2 separate regions of the Homo sapiens genome follow, and region 2 is linked to region 1. The links are chromatin loops, found by intact Hi-C in ENCODE. Cell type or tissue: endothelial cell of umbilical vein. All regions are shown on one strand. Links, peaks and the distances in the headings refer to the core of each region. The heading gives the core; the rest is flanking DNA. Region 1 overlaps SEPTIN11 (septin 11). Region 2 holds the start of LOC124900719 (a long non-coding RNA gene).

Region 1 (11,042 bases), core at 1,766-9,765:
CCTATTCCTCAACCTGCTCCTAAGCTCACCATGCTTGGGCTTCCTCCAGCAAGTTGCAGACTAAGAAAAACATCATTGATGGTGGGGGAAATGTTTGGATCAGGACCAGAGGAACAAGAAACTTCCTATTGTTCTTATTGGCTATCTTTGATACACATTTAGTATTTAATTAATGTCAACATAGACAAAATGGCAGAGATTCACTCTTTCTTGGCCAAATTGATCAGAGGAGATAGAGAAATCAAGCAATTTAGTTTTAAAACCTCTTTTTCCTCACTAGCCGGACTTGAAAGTCTTTTCTGAAATGACCATACATTTGCTTAACCCTTCCCTTTACTTGTATAAATAAAACTTTGATATTATCATTTTCAGATGCTAGCTAGCTCTCCAACTCTCCAACAATATCACTTCTTTGAAAGTTTAACCTGCTTTATGGTTGACTGTTTGCTTTTATTAGTTGTGCCTGTTTTGCCTTTTTCTTTTCCGTTTTCAATGAACTCTATTAAACATAATAATAGTGTTGGATATTATCCGGCTGGGTCTGCATACTCAGCCCTCGATTAGGAAGCCTCCTCACTCTACTTCCTTCAGAATGTCTGTGGAGAATGGGGCACTCTTGAGAACAGGGAGGTCTGCCCCTGCTTCCAAGGACACAACAGACCCGGAAGCGGCCCTCACTGCCCGTGATCTCTCCACTATCATGGCTAATGGCACAGCTCCCAGGGAGCTGAGGAATCAGATGGGATGAAGGAGGGTTTCTATTTATTCTGCGAAGAGTACTCTAGCTGCAGTGATCCTTCCAGGCCATTAGAAGATTTTTCTGTAAACTACTGTGTCTGTGCCTGCTGGAAGCCAAAGGAGCCTGGCTTGGCTTCAGCCTCTCCAGCCCTTTAAAGGACAGTTGAGACAGAGGCCTTGGGGACAGGCTGATCTTCTGAGCATTCTCTCACTGTTTTGTCCCTCTGGAGAGACAGCATCTTTATCAGTGTTGTTTAGATAAAATCATAGTAACAACACCCAGCAGAGTCCTCTAAAGAGCTTTATCATCTGATAAGACTTTTCTGTGAATGCAAAAGGGGTTTTGAATCTAACGGTAAATACCATCCACAGCTTAGTTTTGTGGTTGTTCTTGTTGCCATTTGTTTCATCCTTATTTCAGAATGTATTGTCTTCTATTTATTTCAAAATGGAAAGTCTAATTAATATATAGTAAGGTGCAAAATTTTATCAAACTTACCAGTCTCTTCCTTCATGTGTTGTGAAAAAGAGAAGGTATAAATGTGGCAAGCTCAGGGATCACACTGAAATTAAGACTTTGCTTTACTTGAACACACATGTGCAGTTCAGTTTTAAAATTGAAGAAGCTGGACCATTATCATCACAGAGACAAAAATTTAACCTTTTATTCCATTGTAAACTTTGAATTAAAACCAAACCTCTAAACACCTTTTAGAGAAAGTTTTTTTTTTTAAGAAAGTAAACAAACCTGGAAGTTATATTTCAACCTCCCATTTAAGAATTAAAAATACTTCCTGGAAAGCAACTTGACTTTTTTTTTTTTTTTTGCTAGTTTTGTTTTGTTTTATTTTATTTTTGTCTAACAGGCAAGAGGTTTTGAAGCGTTTTTCTCATGCTGTCAAACACTGTTCCTGTAATCCAGGAAAAAAAAAATCACACTGAAAGCAGAGAACAAATTAGGGCATTAGGATAAAGAAGATCTAAAAGGAGAGTGGATGATAATCAGAATGGCAGCAAGTACCTTACTGTCCAGCTTTTTCATGGTGACCAGATCCAGGGACTTTAGTGAATGTCCAGTAGGGGCAATAAAGTAGAGGCAGGCATGGATCCTCGTGTCATGGTAGTTGAAGAGAGAACGTTTAATCTTCAATTCCTCTTGCAGGTAGGCCTCGAACTGGGCATCAATATATTCTACTATCGGCTTATAGCTAGAATGCAGAAACAGCATGTTTCTAGTCTCAAACCTCTTTCACAGGACAATCCTCCATTCAACATCACAATGGCTTCTTCTCTCCTAAGGGCTAAAGCCCAAGTCCTTACCTAGGTATCCAGGCCTTCCATCACCTGATCCCTGAACAGCGCTCCAGGCTCACCTCTCCTGTCCCAGCCACGCCCAATCATTTGTAGCAGCCCGCCCCCCACCCATGTCAAGCCCTTATTTCCTCTGTGTCTTTGCTCACGCTGGCCCCTCTGCGAGAAACCTGTCTTTTTCCTACTCTTCTCCTGGCTAACATTCATCCTCTAAAACAGAGACTGTACATACGTGGAGCTGACTGCCACTCCCCCAAGGGGTATCCGTGGAAGATATTGCTAAGAGACTGTGGCATTCTTTCCTGCTGGGCCAAAACTGGGCCTCAAAAATCCATCTCAGAAAAGTGACTGTGATAGCCTCTCCCTACTGATTGCCACTGGTGCACAAAATGAAACTGGTGTGTGGTTTCAGGATATGACACCACCACCTACTGCGAGCTATTCCCTGGTCATCTGCCCTATTCCTCCAGAGATGGGGGCTGTCTGTGCTCCCATAGCCCTGTGCATAATCCATAACTCATCTAGGAACTGAGGCGCCTAGACTATTATGATCTTCAAGATTCCTTTCAACTCAAAATCTTCATGATTTAAAGGTAAATGTCGTAACCCTCTCTTCTCACCAAATCATTCAAATCTGTTTTGGATAATTATGTGTAATCCTATTAACTGACCATAAACACAATGACTAATAGCATATTGGGGATACACATTCCATAAACCACATGTCCAGGAAGTAAGTAGTATATTAGGTCATTGTGGGAAACCCACTAATTCTTTCTGGTCTCCAAAGGGACTACTCAGAAGAAGTTCGTTTTAGCAACAAAGAGACTGTTCTATTAGGAATACGAAGAGTTAATTCTCCCCAAACTTTATTGCCTTTCCGAAGATACAAGTTTTAAGAAAAATAAAAACCTTTCAACACCCAAATCCCATACCCATAAGTTAAACTGAAACCCTTGAAAGGGAACCACAAATCTTTTATAATAAAAATGACGCAGACATCCTAAGAAAAACAAACATCCCCAAAATAAACAATAACAACAAACAAACTTATGAGCAAAACTGAAAGCAGTCATAAAAAGCTTTTTGATATTTTTCTTTGGTGATTTTATCACAATATATTGGTTCAATTAGAGTAGACAAAATCTCTAGAGGCTTTAAAAAAAAAAAAAAGGTAGGATGTACCTCAGCAATAATAAAGTTCCAAATCATGACAGGCAAAATTCCAATAAGAAGAATGAATGAGCAATAAGATTCTTCTATATTTTCTAATCTTGAAATATAGACATATATTGCATAATAATAATAATATTTAATGAGATAGTTATAGAGGATGGTGGTTAGAAACATGGATTCAAGCCTAAAACCATAATACAGCCGCACAACTTACTAGCTGCACAGCCTTAAGCAAGTCACTAAACCTCTCTGTGTCTCAATTTCCTCACAGGTAAATCAGAGACAAAAATAGTAGTTCTATCAGAGAGCTATTGTGACAAATAAATGAGCCAATACATGCAATACATGTAAAGGGCTGGCACATAAAAGTCAGATATAACTATTTCATAATTATATAATAAACAACCACCACTATAGAATCAAGCCTGACTTTTTAGAAAAACCTAAGGAAAAAAAAAGGAACTTTACATTCACCCAGTTCTCTGCTGGTTATCTGTTCTGCTATGGAGCTCATGTCCAGTAGGGAAGTAGAGCAAGCCACTCCAGTGAGGTCCACCCATGCCCTTTGCCCTTTGAGTCTGGGGCTGATCCTTCTGTCTCCTGACACTGAGGCAGATTTGGGGATTAGGGCTCTTCCCCAGCAGCCTCTTATCCCAAAGGGTAAGAGAAGCAGCTCACAGCAATTGCTCCCCTGCCTCCCCTGTGTCTGATTTTTAGCTTTTAGCACCTCCTCCTCTCAATAGTAGTCCAAATATGGTTCTGTTTTCTATTAGTTTCCCTTCTTGCCTCTGGTTTTGATTCTGATCCTCCAAAGATAATGAGAAGCATAACAACACTCATTTTGCAGTGAGGAATGCTTTCCCCACTGGATTCAAGATATCTTTTGTTCTCTAATATCTCAGGCTTCCTTCTACCTGTTCTTATTAGAGAGTCCTGGCCAATCATTCAGTCTCCCTTCTTTTCACTCTATGTATTCCCTCTAGAAAATCATACTCATTCCTGTGTTCCACTCACCATCTATCTGATGACAAGTCATAAATCTCTACCTCCAACCCAGATCTTTCCTCTGAGCTTCAGACCCATCCACAATTGGTTATCCTATATTTTCAACTGCTTCTCCAACTAAATATGTCCAAAACTGAACTATTCATCCTGCCTTCAAACCCTCACTTTCCCTGTATTCCTTAGCATGGTGGGCCACCACCCACACCACTGGCCAAGTCAGAAACCTGGGATTCAACCTGGAGCCTCCTTCTCTTATGTCATACACATAATAAATATGAAATCCCATCTACTTTACCTTCCATACCATTATTAACCAATAAAAAGAAATGTATTCCTGGACAACAATTTACCAAAACCACTATTCCCTATGTCAAAGATTTAATTATGCTGATGAAATAATTTCTTCTTGATGAGACTCAAGCCAGCCAAGTGGTTTTGTACTCCTCATCATCATCCTGTAGATGAGATGAATTATCTGCCTCTTCCTCCAAATCCTTTCCACTTCTCCATCTAAAGTGAGAAAGATAGGAAGCTTAATCCCAACTTAGCCTTTTGCTAGCCCCATTCCTACTAACACTTATTTATATTTTTTTTGCCAATTAAAACTTCCCTGAATTGTGGCCATATCAATCAGAGGAAAGACAGGAGGACAAATCCAATCTAGCCCTTACGTTTTCACATCATTTTCTTTTAAGGCATGGAGATATTCCTTGTTACACAGCACTCATTTTTTTTTCCATATACCTCCAGCCATAAAACATACACACACACAAAAATGACAGAGGCTAACCCTAAAACCGATGGAAAAAGATACTTAGACAATGTGATCCATCCATCCAACCTACCCACTGATCATTCTTGCAAAATGGCCAATGCCATCATTCAGGGACTGACTTTCCACTTCATATACGACCAAATACTTACCATGTTTTTCCCTTATCTTGCTGTCTGTTAGCCAATTTTCCTTATCCCTTGACTACCTCCACCAGAAAGTGTGATTAAAAACTTAAAATTTAAAGGCCAAACAGTCCATCTCACTACTGTTTTATAACTCTGATAAAGATTTGGTGAGGTTGAAATTCCGTCTCAGGGGATTTCAATTATCTCTGCCTTTGAGGGCTAACTATCATTACAGCTAGTGATACGCCATGGACAGCTCACCTCCCATCTCCCCAGTGTGGGGCAAACTAATTATTCTATTTCCAATTGAACAACAAAACTTGCTTTCCCTTCTTCCCCAGGCCCCTTTCTTTCTCCACTGAAGAGTACAAACAGCCAAAACAAGGAAGCCCTTAAATAACAAAGAGTGAAATGTGCTTTTAAACATAACAGGAAACCTTACCAGATCTCTCTTCCTGCCTCCTTCTAGCTAGCCTGGTCTGAGGCAGATAATAATACAGGAATGTTGACATGTCCAAAGCCTACATAAACAAACTGGGACATTCTTGAAGTCTTGCATCTATGGCAGAAAAGCTTGCCTAATCCCCAAAGTAGGTAAAAATCAACATGGGCATAGAGAAATACCACATCCCTTTCCATATGGTTATATATTGATGCAGAAATGAATATCCCACTTCCAGTTTCTTGAGGGAGGCAGAGCCTGTCCAGATAACAATTTGTGAACAAGTAATTTGGCTTTACAGTCAACAGTGTCAACAATACCTTCTGAGGCACAGGGTAACAGAGAGTTTTAAGTGCCATTTAAAGAGGTTATGCAATAGCTGTCAAGAAATTTCAGAGGAAAAAAAATATTTGGTATCTAGGTTAAGTTAATATCACACTTCCTCTCTTCTAAATCTCCTTGGAAACTATTATTTGACCCAAATGAGTCAGATAATTTCTTAAGGAGGGCTCCAGCTGCAAATATGAGGATATGCATTGTGCTAACTGTTTGCTGCTGAGTGCTGATTGGGGAGTGAAAAGCCACCAGCAGCCCGAGGGAAAGTCCCAGTTTAGGGGAGAGGCAAAAATTGAGTGGCAGCACTGTGGCAACCCCAGTGAGCTGGAAGAGCACAGGGAATCTCAGCAAGAGGCTATGTGGAGGATGGTTCTCATTCCTTGGGGGAGGGATCCTGAAAAAGTACAGTTGCTGTCTTCCAATCAAGGAATGGACAAGCAAGATTTTTCCTAACGCCAGTGAGAAAATCTATACCAGTCTGAGAGATGGAGAACAGGCCTTGCTCTGGGTATATTCTGTGAGTATGCAATGATTGAAACCCCCGGCTCTCTTCCCAGCTCCCACAATGCACTTGTGCCCCTTTCCTTATGACCAGGCCTTTCTCTTCATTTACTGCTCTTGGCATTACAAACAGCCTTCAGGCAGGGGCCTCTCCATCATTCCCTGTCATTGAGGTCATATATTAAGAGCAACTGCTCAGCTGCAGTGTCAGAGCTGAACTTGTTCCCTGCCCCAGCACAATGTACAGATAGTCCATTTTGGTATGCAAAATAAAATCTTTCTCACTCTATCTACCAATTGTTCCTGTTATCACGGGACAATGTCTACTGAAGAGCATTTAAAGTGCTTTGTAGATAAAATAAAGAGCTTGGTGCTCAGCTAAAGAATGAATTAAACATTTATCTGTCATTACTGTGGTGCTCATACTTATATCAGGCATAGATAAAATATATCTAGGCATTTCTAGATAAAAATAGTCGAGTTCCTCTTTACAAAACACATGTGTATAATATACAGTTTTGAGGAATATGGGGAAAAAATCCTGATACAAGCAAAGTGTCTGAGCTGTAAGCAAACACACCCTAACTTACTGATTTGTTGTTCATGTCTACATGTTGGTCACACTAAGCAGGTAGACACTTATGCCCATAATGTTGTAACTGCTCAAAGATGTTTCTGGAAGCCCCATTCTACAATCACCTTTGGACCTGGGGCAGTTTTATTTTAACTTTCTCAAACTTCTTTTGAGAATGAATGTACTATGTAAAATAGTCATAAGACATCTGAGGTTGAGACTGATGAACAGAATTGGTGCTCTTGAGAAGGAATGTGAACAAAATCCTGAGACTAAGACTAACATGGGTTGTATGCCACGAAATTTTAAGAATTGAAAACTTCCCTCAAATAAGGGCAAAAGATAACTCATGGTAAAGACCCAAACTTACATGGTTTATAAATGGGGTACATTATAAAAACTCAGTGTACTATTTTATCATTATATAGCAAGCCATGGTGAAGGCATTTGATTACCTGGGGCAGATTTGGTGGAGCTTCTAGAGACCTCCCCTCTAGTGTCCTGGCTTCCCAAGCAGTATGAAGTGATTGATGGCTGGGGTTTCTGCTAAAACTGTTCTGTAGGGTGGCTGGGTGTTTCTCTAGATTGCTTTTCCTGGTAGGAAAGCCCCAAACCTGGTTTCATGGCCTTTGTGGAAAGATGTTGTAAGCTAATTTAGTCCCTCTAATAAAGCCCCTTTCTGATCCTACTAGCTGGGATCAATTTTGATGTCTGATTCTGACCTCAAGGAAGAATATTCTCAGAAAAATTCTCAGAGGACAAGAATATCACACCTTTTAGGCAATAGAGGACCAAGCCCCACAACTAAAAAATCCCCAAAACATTTGGCCTTTAAATTTACCTGGGATGGATCCTGCTATCTCCTCATCCATTCATGTCCCCCCAAAATCCCAAGATGTACCTGTCATCTTTATTTATCTGGTCTCCAAATCCCACGGTGTCAACAATGGTTAACTTCAGCCGTACATTGCTTTCCTGAAGCTCATAACTTCTGGCTTTTAACCGAACACCTGGTTCATTGTGAGTAGCTGGGTCACTTTCAAATTTGGTGTTGAACAAAGTGTCCATTAACGTGGATTTGCCAATGCCTGTCTCACCTACATAACCACAAAAGAAAAATCAGAGAATGTGTCAATGTCTCTCAGACATCAGTTCAATTCATCAGTATTTTTTATTAGTCATGATTATAAAGTTTAAAAAAGAAAAACTGTCACCAGAAATGTCACTGTGAAGAGATAATTCTTTCTATGTGTAATCTATGGAATACCTTCCTAAAAATGCCTCAATGAATTTCAGAAACTATTTAGCAGAGAGATTTCAAATTTACAGATCAAGAGATTCTTCTTTACCTCTGAATAGAAAAATTGTACTTGTAAGATTGCCTGTGCTCAGTTTGTATATTACAAGAACAAGAACATGAACTTTGTCTCTTTCTCTCCTAAATGTTAGAGTATAAATCTATATTACTTAAGGGATAAAAGACTATACTGTTGAATTTCTGTTACTTGAAACAAGTGATTCCATTTACACTGAATTACCTAAAAGATCAGTTAATTCAACATCAATATGATACCATGTCGTAGAAAAGAATTACATTATTCAAAATAACACTCTTGATGACAATAATCACTAACATCACTGAGTGCTCACTTTGTGCCAACCCCGGTGGCAAGAGCTTCTAGTGCATTATCTCTTTTATGTATGTATGTATATATGTATTTATTTATTCAATTTTGAGACAGAGTCTCGCTCTGTCCCCCAGGCTGGAGTACAGTGGCGCGATCTCGGCTCACTGCAACCTTCATCTCCTGGATTCAAGTGATCCTCCCAGATCAGCCTCCTGAGAAGCTAGGATTACAGGCACATGTCACCACACCTGGCTAATTTTTGTATTTTTAGTAGAGACGGGGTTTCACCATGTTGGCTGAGCTGGTCTTGAACTCCTGACCTCAAATAGTCCACCTGCCTCAGCCTCCTAAAGTGCTGGGATTACAGGCATGAGCCACCACGCCCGGCTACATTATCTCATTTAAACCCTAGTACTACTCCCATGAAATAGGTACTACTGTTTCCTCCATGTTCAAGATGGAACACTAGGCTTAGATAAGATTTATGAGTAACTTGCCTGAAGTCATTGCTAAGTGGTGGAACCAGGGTTCTAACTCAAGTCTGTATGGTTCCAACACCTGCACTCAACCAAGACAGCAGCCTGATTTTACTATTACACAGAAAACTGACTGCCTAACATTTTCCAGTTATGGTTATATTAATCTCTCCATATTGTTTTTATTTTTCTTTATCCAGCTGGAGTCAAGAAGCCAAACATTTGTGGCTTCTTAGATAGTTTTCCCAGCTTCAGTGTGAAGTTTGTGACAATGAAAGTAAATGATGTCAAATGACCTTATTTACACTGATAATTCAACTCAGTAAGTGTTTACTGAGATCTCCCATGTGCAAAGCAGAGTAGCAGGTATCTGTAACCACTGTACCAATCACATGATGACACCCAAATGTGGGGCTATGAAGAACTGCAGCCCAACCCTCAAAATAACACCAAGCAAATTCTCTCTTAATTCTAATTCTTATTGTTGAGTCAAAGACAGTTGGCAATGAGAAAAAAACAGCCTTATGTTCGTGGTGGTGGTGGCTGAGCATATGATGATGGAGAGAAGCAGGTAGAAATCTAGAAACATTAGCCCTAGGGATACCTTTTTTCTTTCTTAATCTGGAAAATTTTTCAATTAGATTTCCAGCTCAATTTAAACTTGCCAATATAGAACAGCCCTTTCAACTACTTCTAATCCCAATATGTTCCTAGGAGCATCCCCTCTTCTAAGGACTGCTATAATGACTTTAAGGATGGTAGTGTTCTATGGAAAAAAGAAAAGCTCTGGGCAACCCTCCCACTATAATGACAAAATCTACTTACTAGTTATAAATTCTGTATTGTATACTCATTGCTTTCTAACATAATACAAAAGTGAAGGAGGATGAAGTCTTTCTGGATTTGAGCTTTCTCTGATTAGAAAAGCCTTATATGGCTTGCCTGTAACTATGATGATTCACTTATAGGATAAAAGTTGGTCAAGTATATTCATCTTACTCTTTAACCTTTCCTGTGTGTCCCTGAACATCTAAGATCACAGAATTTCCTCTTTAGTCAACCATCATTCAGCCAGTATTTTTCCAGTGCCTACTATATACAAGTTCTGTGCCAAGTTCTGAGAATTCAAGAAACTAGCCTGATAGGGTGTTCTCCCACATCTTAGAATCTGGTCTAGAACATGACTGAATAATACCAGTCAGACTCTAATTTATAATTATGGGAACACCATTCTAAGTGTTTGTCATAACCGCTTTCCTCTTATAAGCAAGACCATCCTTTACATCCATGGCCCTGCTAGTTGGCCACAGACAACCAGACCATGGCTAGGTCCCTGACCTCAAGGCAACAACAGAAGCCCAATCATTTCACTATGAGCTGGGGCTCCACATTGGAGAGTGGTCTATCTAATCACAGTTTTTCTCTTTGGGTATTTGAATGAGATACATGCAATCCCCACACAGCGTGATGGCATGAAAAAGAAACAATATACAAAGAGAGGTAAGTAAGCAGAAACCATGAGGCAGCAAAGGCTGTGTAAGTAAACAGAAGCCATGCTGCAGACAGAATGTAGGCTGGGAATACAGGAAAGAGCAGATAGATGGGGTAGAGCATCGGAAATCCATCATGAAATTAATGCTTGGGCGCTCACTGTGTGACAAGCATAGGTGCAGGGATGAAGTAATGAATAAAAACAGACACTGACACTGTTTGCACGTTTGTAACATCCTGAATGTCATTCCAGATCTCTATGGGGTCTGGCTGTGCAGCAGTTGAGACGGTTTCCTGTCTTCCTTACTTTCCTGAATAGTCTTACAAAAAAAAAAACCCTCCATAAAAGCAATATAAAACCAGTCTCTGCTCCCTAACCTGAAAGAGTTTAACAAGTTCACACTCACCATTCATGGCTTAACAAATTAACTTTGAGCAAAACAAAGTTACTGTGTAGTGGATAC
Region 2 (11,042 bases), core at 2,132-10,131, 180 kb after region 1:
GGCTTGAGTAACTCCTTAAGAGAGAGCATAACGATTAATTTTAGAATCTGGACCTGCTGTTCTGGTGAACATTCTGTAATCAGAGATTCCACAACCACATTGGCCAGAGCCTGGGCTTGGGGTTACACGGAGCTGAGTTCAAATCCCTGCCCTGGAATTTATGAGCCATGTGACATTGGGTAAGTAATGTAATTGCTTGTAATTACTTGAAAATAATAATAATGGGTTGTTGTGTAGATTCAATGACCAAGCTATTTGCAAAGCATCTGGGTGGTGCATGACATTCAGCAGATGCCTAACATGGCTAGCTATTATTATCATCATTATTAGGCTCATCTAATCATCAGTCCACGCTCATGAAACACATCCTGTTTGGTGCATTGGTAGTTTTTTTATAGTATATAGAAATATGGGGCCAGGCTGGGCCTGAAATCCTAGGCTTATGCCTGCAATCCTAGCAAGTTGGGAGGCCAAAGAGGGTGGATCACCTGAGGCCAGGAGTTCAAGACCAGCCTGAACAACATGGTGAAACCCCGTCTCTACTAAAAATTCAAAAATTAGCCAGGTGTAGTGGTGTGCAACTGTAATCCCAGCTACTTGGAAGGCTGAGGCAGGAGAATCACTTGAACTCGGGAGGTGGAGGTTGCAGTGAGCCAAGATTGCACTGTACTCTAGCCCAGGCAACAGAGCAAGACTCTGTCTCAAAAGAAAAAAAAAATTAAAATTAAAAAAAAGAAGTATGGGGCCAGATGTGGTGGCTCATGCCTGTAATCCCAAAACTTTGGGAGGCCAAGACAGGAGGACTGTTGACCCCAGGAGTTTGAGAGTTTGAGGCTGCAGTGAACTATAATCGCACCACTGCACTCCAACCTAAGCAACAGAGGGAGATCCTCTCTCTAAAAATAAATAAATTAATTAAATTAAAATTTTTAAAAATGTATTTTCTGCCTTTGAAGAATTTATATCTTAGGAAATTTAATTTGGCCTAACCCAAAGAGTAATACTAACTGGTTCATAGTGATGGGAAATAGATCAGTAAGGAAAAATTTTGAAGGAAGTGGACAGCAAGATCTTCAGTAACACTATGATGATCCCTCTACAAATTTTCAATTTCATTCAAATTATTTATTCATTTATGTACCAACAATCAAATTTATTTACCAATATTTGCTAAGGTCCCTTCTGTGTAGGCCCTTCATCTTCAATGTCAAGTTGGCATCAGACAATCAGAAACCCTCATAAACCAATGGCTTGTCATGGAACTAATTAGTGAGCAAGCTAAAGATTCAGGCTCAGGCCTCACTGGATTTTTATACCCTATTTATGTAAGGACAAGGAGTACTTTTATGGTATTTTTCTAGCCACTCTATGTACCTTGAATACTGTTAATTTCACCAGTGGAAGCCCATTTCTGATATCAGTGGTGCTCATTAAAACACAACTAGTTTGCCAATAAAACCCCATCTCTGATATTGAGTATATTTATTTGAAACTGCTGTTGAGGTACGATAATTCAAAGACCAGCTCCAGAGGAGGACACTTTCTGATATAACACAAGCTGCTTACCCTTTCATTGGACATTCTTGATTAGTTCTAGGGTTTTTGCTTAACTTAAGAAACACACAGGTAATATCACATTGCAAATGCTAAAATACTTTAAAATAAATTATAGACACTATTACCTGTGTGTGCAGAGGACTCACAGCATGAACTCAATATCATCTAGGATCTGACCATCAGTTTCCTGGGCCAGACATCTGATTTTGTCCTCACACCACAAGGGAAAAGCTCAAATTAGCCGAGCTCATGGAGCCTCGCGGTATGAATCCAGAAAGTCAAGTGTTTGTTTATAATGATAACTCAAACTTTTGTGCAGCTTTGATATTGATGGGATAAGCATATTTTCTCCCTGGACACCAATTTAAGGGGAAGTTATCGTCTTAAAGCTGCTTGTTGAACACTGAAATATGAATAAGAAAAAGCTGTGATTGGCTGATCTGTAACAGACATAGACCTGCCAGAGGTATTTGAGTCTATAAGCGAGGACACTTTCTCTCCTTATCTGAGCTTAAATGGTCATTGCCAGTTTCTGACTTTGAGTTTCATGCTGCAGGAGGCTGTTCACACAAAAGACCATTATTCAGGCCACTATATAATTCATTACACTTCTATTTATTAAATTACTATGATATTCTAGTCCTAACACTCTAGAAATATCCGCTTTTCCTTTATAGAAGTTTGGAGTAGAGTCAAATTCTTCTGTTATGCATTGATAGGAAGATGGTTTATCACGTTCCCTTTGAGTGTGTAGATTATACTGATTAAAATTTTGGGGTTAAAATTAAAATTTGGGGAGGGGGTTAAAATTTTGGGGAGGGGGTTATTAGTGTTCGATGACAGTGTTCTTTTAACCACAAGAAACAGAAAACCCAACTCAGAATATGTAAAGTTTCTGTCACAGCTGGATCTCAGGGTTCAGACAATGCCATTGACCTAATCCTTTCAATCTATTCTATTCCACATTGGCTTCATTTTCAAGTTCGCTCCTGACAAGTAGGTGGCTCCTGCCCTACAGTTCCAGGCACACATCCTCCCAGTTTCAAGACCAGTTGAAAGTCTCTTTTTCTTGATATTTCAATAAAAACTTCTAACGCTAAATCTCATTGGCCTGGCTTGGGTTATGTGCCCATCCCTAAACTAAGAATGGAGTCCAGGGAGTTGAAATACATGGATTGTCTAGATCTTGGTTACATGGCCAGGTCTGATATCTGGTTTTATACATGGATTGAGAGTTAATGTAAAATAATGGTGCTATTACCAGAAGAAGGTGGGCAGAATCCAGGTAGGCAAAACCAGTAGAAATCTCCTTGGGAGGCAACCTTATTTTTCTTATCTCCAAGTTCTGAGTAGGGATATTGGGGCAGGGAGAGTACATTTCTGTTGTGCCATGTATGTCAAAACCAGGTAGTATGGATGATGTAAGTTATGGCCTGTACCATCCAGGAACTCAGTCTAGCAGTGAGAATAAATATGTGCACAAATGACCACAATAAATGAACAAAACAAAGTAAGTATCACAAACAGTATAGGGGGAAAATGGGACTTACCTAAGTTCAGAGGAAAGAGGAACCTGTTGTTTAAAAAGGTAAAGGAAGACTTCATAGAAGAGGTGGCACTTGAGGCTTAAAGGACAGGTAGGGTTTTGATAGGTACAGACAGAGAAGTTGACATTACAAGGGGAGGGAACTGCATGAGCAAACCCACTGCAATTGGAAAGAGGATAGTGGGCAAGTCTTTTGATGTCTTCTGGAATTGCTTCAGACTGTGTCTGGAGGGTGCCATAAAAGTGATGTGATTAAGGTTGAATAGCAGGTAGTGGTAGATTTAGGCAGCTTACTCAGGAGGAGGGCCTTCTGCAGACAATAAAGGTAGGTGAGTTTTAGGAGCTGTGATGGTGTCTCATACACAGCTTCTGTTTCAACACTTCTTTTTGTTTGTTTGTTTTTTGTTTTTGTTTTTGTTTTTGAGACAGAGTTTCACTCTATCACCTAGGCTGCAGTGCAGTGGCATGATCTCGGTTCACTGCAACCTCTGCCTCCTGGGTTGAAGAGATTCTCGTGCCTCAGCCTCCCAAGTAGCTGGGACTACAGGCACATGCAACTATACCCAGCTAATTTTTTTGTATTTTTGTAGAGATGGAGTTTCACCATGTTGGCCAGGCTGGTCTCGAACTCCTGACCTCAAGTGATCCGTCTACCTCGGCCCCCTAAAGTGCTGGGATTATAGGCGTCAGCTACTACACCTGGCCCTGTTTCAACATTCTTAATCAGAAGTGTGATCCAGGATGCTTTTCAATATGCAGTTTCCTGCACTGATCCCAGACCTTACAGAATCAGCAACTCTGAGCAAGGAAGTCCTTATGCTTTTCTTCTAGGGCTGAGCCCAAATGAATTCCCAGGCATTCCCCAAGCCCACATTCAGCTCTACGTTCCATTTTGACAGGAAATGCCCACTTTCAGTCACACTACTTTAAAAAAAGCCCATAGCCCTTCCAGACTAAGTCTCCTCTGCCCCATCCTGCCCTACTGGACCCAGTGCCCAGGTGCCACAGCCTTTGGGCTGAGAAAAGGAGAGCTGAGCGTGGATCCAGGAAGAGGCAGGGTACAGGCCTCCTTCAACCCTAAGGAAGAAAACAAGAGTCTTATCAGATCCACAGGACTGGCCAAGCAGTTCTTCCTGTAACTGCTCTTTATGGGTAGACCCAGAGGAGAAGGTTTCAGGTTTTGTTTGGAAAAAGCCAGACTGCATGACGTCCCTCAGTACTGAATCTCCAAAGGCTGTGAGTATTAACAGGCACAAACTGCAATTCAGGGGCCTCCAGCCCTTTGTGGGAGTGGGTGGGCTTACACTCCAGGCAAATAAACACGTCAATTCAATTTAGCACACATCGCCAATAGCTCACTTTATTTCTTTATTTATTTTGGGGCCTGCCACTGTGCTCTGTATTGAGTAGCCTGCACAGTATTCTTCTACATGAAAGGACACGTCCTCTGAAGCAAACTTTCACAGTTCACAGTACTCTGTACATCTTGGGAACTGTGTCAGCATTTTTGGAAAGGATAACAGTGGACTACGATGTTTATATCATTTAAGTTGAGAGATCGTCTCACTTAAAACTTCCAAAGCTCTACTGGAAACTGAAGAGATAAGTAAAGAACAGAGACCCAGATGAGAGCCTGGTCATTTTCTTCTATTGATTATAGGGGTTGGTCTCAGCTGCCATACAGTCTCCAGCCCTTCCACTGCTCCACACATCCACTGCCTGCTTTGGAGCTGGGATGAATTAGCAGAGCTGCCTGGAATCCTCTTCCTAAGAACAGGAGAAGAGCACCCAGGGGGCTGCCCTTGTCCCCTGCCCAGTAGGCGAGCCCAAGGTCCCCGGCTCAACTCCCTCCCTGAAGGACTTAGGAGAGTTGTCCAGGGAGCCTGCCTTTCCAATCCCCGTCCCTACCTCCTATGTACCTTGCCGTTCCCGTTGGCACCAGGCTCATGCTGCTTAGTGCAGGGCAGGCAAATTCAGGCTTCAGCTCCCAAACCACAGCATTTTGAGCCCAAGAACTCCTTCTGGAATGAGGCTGGCCTCCCTCAGGCTGGCGTGGCAGTTGTTTTCCTTCCCTCACTCTGCATCCTTCCCCATCCCCATTTCATTTTACTCTCAGTTTTCAATCCCTTTGGAGTAGAAAGTGTGACTCTGATTCCTCCTGTGTGGCTCCTAGCATGGCGATGACTTCTTTCTTTCCACTTCCTGGCTCTGCTGACGTGACCTTTGGAATTTCTTGGCTCACTGTCAGAAACCCTAGTTTTTCCCAGCGTCTGTTTAAACACCGTGCTTCCGGTGACAATGCCCTTTGCCTTTCTAACCTTTTTGTCATCTGGCTTCAAGTTCCAAAGGGGATTTTACTGCCTGCTGGGTCAGTAACAGTGCCCTGTGACTAGAAGAAGCCTTCATAATACATTTCCTTTGTATATGGAGTTGCCAAAGTTTTAAAGACTGGCACTTGGGGAAATGTCAGGGCTTTTCTTGACCTGTTGAAAAGCTGCAGCCTGTAGCCTGGCATGGGTGCGCTCCTCGGTGTGTGCGAGCCTGCCTCTCCAGCCTCCCCTTCCACCACAGCTCCTTTCCTTCAGCTTCTGCTTAGACATCATCCAGCTCTCTTGCCTCCGGGCTTTGCTTAAGCTGCTACCTCTGCCAGATCCCCTTTTCCTATCCACTTTCCTATGTCTGTATGGCACATATTGTGTGTCTGTGCCCACTCCAAAAAGCTTTCTAGATCCCTACCTACCTGACTTAGTCTCTCTCCCAGCCCCCGCACTCCCATTACGCTATTCTTATATATTTTTTATTTTGATTTATTTTTATGGCTATCTAGAAGGTGTATTCTCATATTTTCTTGACTCTAAGTGGCAGAGTTCTCTTATTACAGCTATACTGTAGTCCCCTTTTATCTGCAGGGGATGTGTTCCAAGACCCCCAGTGGATGCCTGAAACCACAGATGGCACTAAACCTCATATGCATTATGTTTTTATCCTATGCATACCTATGTACATACCTATGATAAAGTTTCACTTATAAACTAGGCACAGTAAGAGATTAATAACAATAGAATAATTATAACAATATACTATAATAATAGTTATGTGAATGCTGGGCACGGTGGCTCACGCCTGTAATCCCAACACTTTGGGAGGCCGAGGTGGGCAGATCACGAGGTCAAGAGATCGAGACCATCCTGGCCAACATGGTGAAACCTCATCTCTACTAAAAATACAAAAAATTAGCCAGGCATGGTGGCATGTACCTGTAGTCCTAGCTACTCAGGAGGCTGAGGCAGGAGAATCGCTCGAACCCGGGAGGCAGAGGTTGCAGTGAGCTGAGATCGCGCCACTGCACTCCAGGCTGGGCAACAGAGAGAGACTCTGTCTCAAAAAAAAAAAAAAAAAAAAAAAACTATGTGAATGTGGTCTCTCTCAAAATATGTTATTGTGCTGTGCTCACTCAGACCACAGTTGACATTCCATGCTCATGGGTAGGAAGAATCAATATCGTGAAAATGGCCATACTGCCCAAGGTAATTTACAGATTCAATGCCATCCCCATCAAGCTACCAATGACTTTCTTCACAGAATTGGAAAACACTACTTTAAAGTTCATATGGAACCAAAAAAGAGCCCACATTGCCAAGACAGTCCTAAGCCAAAAGAACAAAGCTGGAGGCATCACCCTACCTGACTTCAAACTATACTACAAGGCTACAGTAACCAAAACAGCATGGTACTGGTACCAAAACAGAGATATACATCAATGGAACAGAACAGAGCCCTCAGAAATAACGCCGCATACCTACAACTATCTGATCTTTGACAAACCTGAGAAAAACAAGCAATGGGGAAAGGATTCCCTATTTAATAAATGGTGCTGGGAAAACTGGCTAGCCATATGTAGAAAGCTGAAACTGGATCCCTTCCTTACACCTTATACAAAAATCAATTCAAGATGGATTAAAGATTTAAACGTTAGACCTAAAACCATAAAAACCCTAGAAGAAAACCTAGGCATTACCATTCAGGACATAGGCGTGGGCAAGGACTTCATGACCAAAACACCAAAAGCAATGGCAACAAAAGCCAAAATTGACAAATGGGATCTAATTAAACTAAAGAGCTTCTGCACAGCAAAAGAAACTACCATCAGAGTGAACAGGCAACCTACAACATGGGAGAAAATTTTCGCAACCTACTCATCTGACAAAGGGCTAATATCCAGAATCTACAATGAACTCAAACAAATTTACAAGAAAAAAACAAACAACCCCATCAAAAAGTGGGCGAAGGACATGAACAGACACTTCTCAAAAGAAGACATTTATGCAGCCAAAAAATACATGAAAAAATGCTCATCATCACTGGCCATCAGAGAAATGCAAATCAAAACCACTATGAGATACCATCTCACACCAGTTAGAATGGCAATCATTAAAAAGTCAGGAAACAACAGGTGCTGGAGAGGATGTGGAGAAATAGGAACACTTTTACACTGTTGGTGGGACTGTAAACTAGTTCAACCATTGTGGAAGTCATTGTGGCGATTCCTCAGGGATCTAGAACTAGAAATACCATTTGACCCAGCCATCCCATTACTGGGTATATACCCAAATGACTATAAATCATGCTGCTATAAAGACACATGCACACGTATGTTTATTGCGGCATTATTCACAATAGCAAAGACTTGGAACCAACCCAAATGTCCAACAATGATAGACTGGATTAAGAAAATGTGGCACATATACACCATGGAATACTATGCAGCCATAAAAAAGGATGAGTTCATGTCCTTTGTAGGGACATGGATGAAATTGGAAACCATCATTCTCAGTAAACTATCGCAAGAACAAAAAACCAAACACCGCATATTCTCACTCATAGGTGGGAATTGAACAATGAGATCACATGGTCACAGGAAGGGGAATATCACACTCTGGGGACTGTGGTGGGGTGGGGGGAGGGGGGAGGGGTAGCATTGGGAGATATACCTAATGCTAGATGACGAGTTAGTGGGTGCAGCGCACCAGCATGGCACATGTATACATATGTAACTAACCTGCACAATGTGCACATGTACCCTAAAACTTAAAGTATAATAAAAAAAAAAAAAGGAATTAAAAAAAAAAAAAAAAAAAAAAAAAACTATGTGAATGTGGTCTCTCTCTCAAAATATGTTATTGTGCTGTGCTCACTCAGACCACAGTTGACCATGGGGTAACTGAAAACTTGGAAAGTGAAACCATGGATGGATAAGGGAGAACTACTGTATTGAGCTACTATTCACATATTATAAAATTCACCTATTTAATGTGCACAATGTAATGGTAGAAGTCACAGAGTTGTGCAACAATTCCCACAATCAATTCTAGAATATTTTCATCACCCTAAAAAGAAATCTCGTGCCCTTTAGCTGTCACCCACTAGTTCCTCCATCTTCCCTAGCCCTAACAACCACTCATCTACTTTCTGTCTCTATAGATTTGCCTATTCGGGATACTTCATACAAACAGAATCAGACTATATGTGACCATTTTTGTCTGGCTTCTTTCATTTAGCATAATGTTTTCAAGATTTATCAATATTGTAGCATGTATTAGTAGTACTTCATTCAAGAGGCATCTTTTTAAAACATTTTAACATCTCTGCAATAAAGATGCATCTTCTAATCAATAGTGAGCATAGTTTAATTAGCATCAACTTTTATTTCTTAGTAATGCTTAGAATAATTATGTATCTTCCAGTGGATGGGATCTAATTCAATGAAATGCTACATTTATGTCCCCGGGGTATTACCCCTTATCACAGTCAGCTTTGTGGCCAAGTAATTTGCTTATGTGTCAGTCTTGTCTCCTAAACTTCAGGCTCCAGAGGAACAGAACTATGCCTTAACTATCTTTGTGTCCTTTAAAAGACCTAGTACAGTCCGGGTGCAGTGGCTCATGACTGTAATCCGAGCACTTTGGGAGGCCAAAGTGGATGGATCACTTGAGGTCAGGAGTTCGAGACCAGCCTGGCTAACATGGTGAAACCCCGTCTCTACTAAAAATACAAAAATTAGCCAGGTGTGGCGGTGTGTGTCTGTAATCCCAGCTACTTGAGAGGCTGAGGCAGGAGAATCGCTTGAACCTGCCTATACACTTTTAATTAAAATGATAAGTTTTTGGTGACTGGTATAGTTAATTACCTAAACATATGAGCACCTACTGTATGCCGGGTCCTGTGTTCTAAGCAGAGAGTGTTATAAAGACGGTCAAAATATAGTTCCTCTTCTAAGGAATTCATATTTTGGAAAGACATTTCTATAAATGTTATAGAACAAGGAGAATGGGTAAGTGTGACAAAGGGGCTAACAATGCTGTGTGAGAGAGAGATAGGTGGAAGAAGGTTTTGAGAGGATAGCACATGAGCTAAACACATAGGTGCTAAGAACACAGGTTTACACTCTGACAGTCCTGGATTCTGCCAATTCTTTGGAAATTTGGCTTGACATTGAACTCTCCATGTCTTGTTTCTTGATCTGAAAAATGGACATAATAAGAGTGTGTATCTCTCACAGTTGTTATAAGAATTAAGTGAGACAATGAGTGCCAACTATCTGGCATAATCGTTTGTGCTGAAATAAATGATAGTTATTTGTGAATTTCAGATCATTTTAGAAATTATTTAGTCAGCCCTCTCCTGCGCACACCTAATTTTATGCAGTAAGATCTTAGCCCTAAGCGGCTTATGTTTCAGCCAGAAGAGGGGAAAGCAAGATTCCTGGAGCAGAGACATTTGAGGGATGAAACATTAAAATGGCTGAGAATTTTCAGTAAGTGAGATAAGCACGTTAGAGGTGAGTTTGAAGAGGTCTGTTCCTCAAGTTCAACCCACCAGCTCTCCTTTTTTCCTCCTCATGGGCAGCTACTTCATTTATTTTAATGGAGTCTTCATATATATATATACGTATATATATACGTATATATATATATATATAATATGCCCAGTGTTTGAATAGCCTTTAACAAGAAAAATCCCAGTCCAGACTTGATTATAAGCTGTAGTTCCTTCCCTGGATATTATTTTTCTGTTCTCAGCAAAGCTGTATATTTCCTGAACTGCCAGGGGCTGAGGTTTCTGCATTTTTATTCCCTGGTTATCTAGCATGATGGGCAGGGTTCTACTTAACAACTAGAACTTTTTTAAACAAGTGTTAAGTAGAACTCTGCCCATGATGCTAGATAACATTTAACATGCCTGTGTTTGTGTTTTTTTTAAAAATGTTTTACTTGAAAATACTAATGTCTTGTTGAATGGAAGAATAAATCACTGCTTTTTGGGGTTTTGTTACTTTGCTTTCTTTGAGACAGGGTCTTGCTATGTCGCCCAGGCTGGAGTGCAGTGGTGTGATCCTAGCATACTGCAACCCCTGCCTGTCGAGCTCAAGTGATCCTCCCATCTCAGCCTCCTGAGTAGCTGGGACTATAGGCATGTGCCACCACACATGGCTAATTTTTAAATTTTTTTATAGATATGAGGTCTCACTATATTGCCCAGGCTGGTCTTGAACTCCTGGGCTCAAGCAATCCTCCTGCCTTGGCCTCCCAAAGTGCTGGGATTATAGGTGTGAGCCATTGCTCCCAGGCTGAATCACTATATTTTGAATGAATAAATGAACAAACAAATGGTTACAGGGTTGTTTATAACAATTAACCACTGAAACAAATTATATTTATTTTTCAAGGGGAAAATCAGGTATAGATTAAAGCTAAAAAATTGTACTCATGTATTAACATTTTTTCAGTTTTATGAATAATATCATATTCATATCACTGTTTAACCAACAGAGCTACAATGATTAGGTTTACATAGTTTACTTTCTAAGTAGACAGACAAATAAAGTTGTTGATACCATGGCTACCAGTCTTTGTCTAATAGAAGATGCTGAAAGATATGC

The links. Hi-C counts contacts between places; a loop is a spot of excess contacts. Peaks named below come from ENCODE experiments on the same cell type or tissue, not always from the same donor. Only the 100,000 strongest peaks of a DNase experiment are listed, where the experiment ranks them.
Region 2: it touches region 1 in a loop (4-fold over the local background); 2 of 110 quality-filtered maps call a loop at or near these places.

The regions. Positions count from the first base shown.
Region 1 is chr4:77,002,639-77,013,680 of GRCh38, reverse strand. It overlaps SEPTIN11 (septin 11), which reads right to left. Exons shown (of 10, transcript NM_018243.4): 3 at 7,885-8,080; 4 at 1,760-1,946. Among named protein-coding and RNA genes, the nearest start is that of SEPTIN11, 58 kb to the right of the region's middle. In endothelial cell of umbilical vein, for the core only: no CTCF peak of the experiment used is centred there; DNase peaks (open chromatin) are centred at 2,640, 5,600 and 6,120; H3K27ac peaks cover 6,343 bases.
Region 2 is chr4:76,825,408-76,836,449 of GRCh38, reverse strand. LOC124900719 (a long non-coding RNA gene) reads left to right here and starts at 4,271. Exons shown (of 2, transcript XR_007058150.1): 1 at 4,271-4,339. In endothelial cell of umbilical vein, for the core only: no CTCF peak of the experiment used is centred there; DNase peaks (open chromatin) are centred at 4,099 and 5,369; H3K27ac peaks cover 1,335 bases.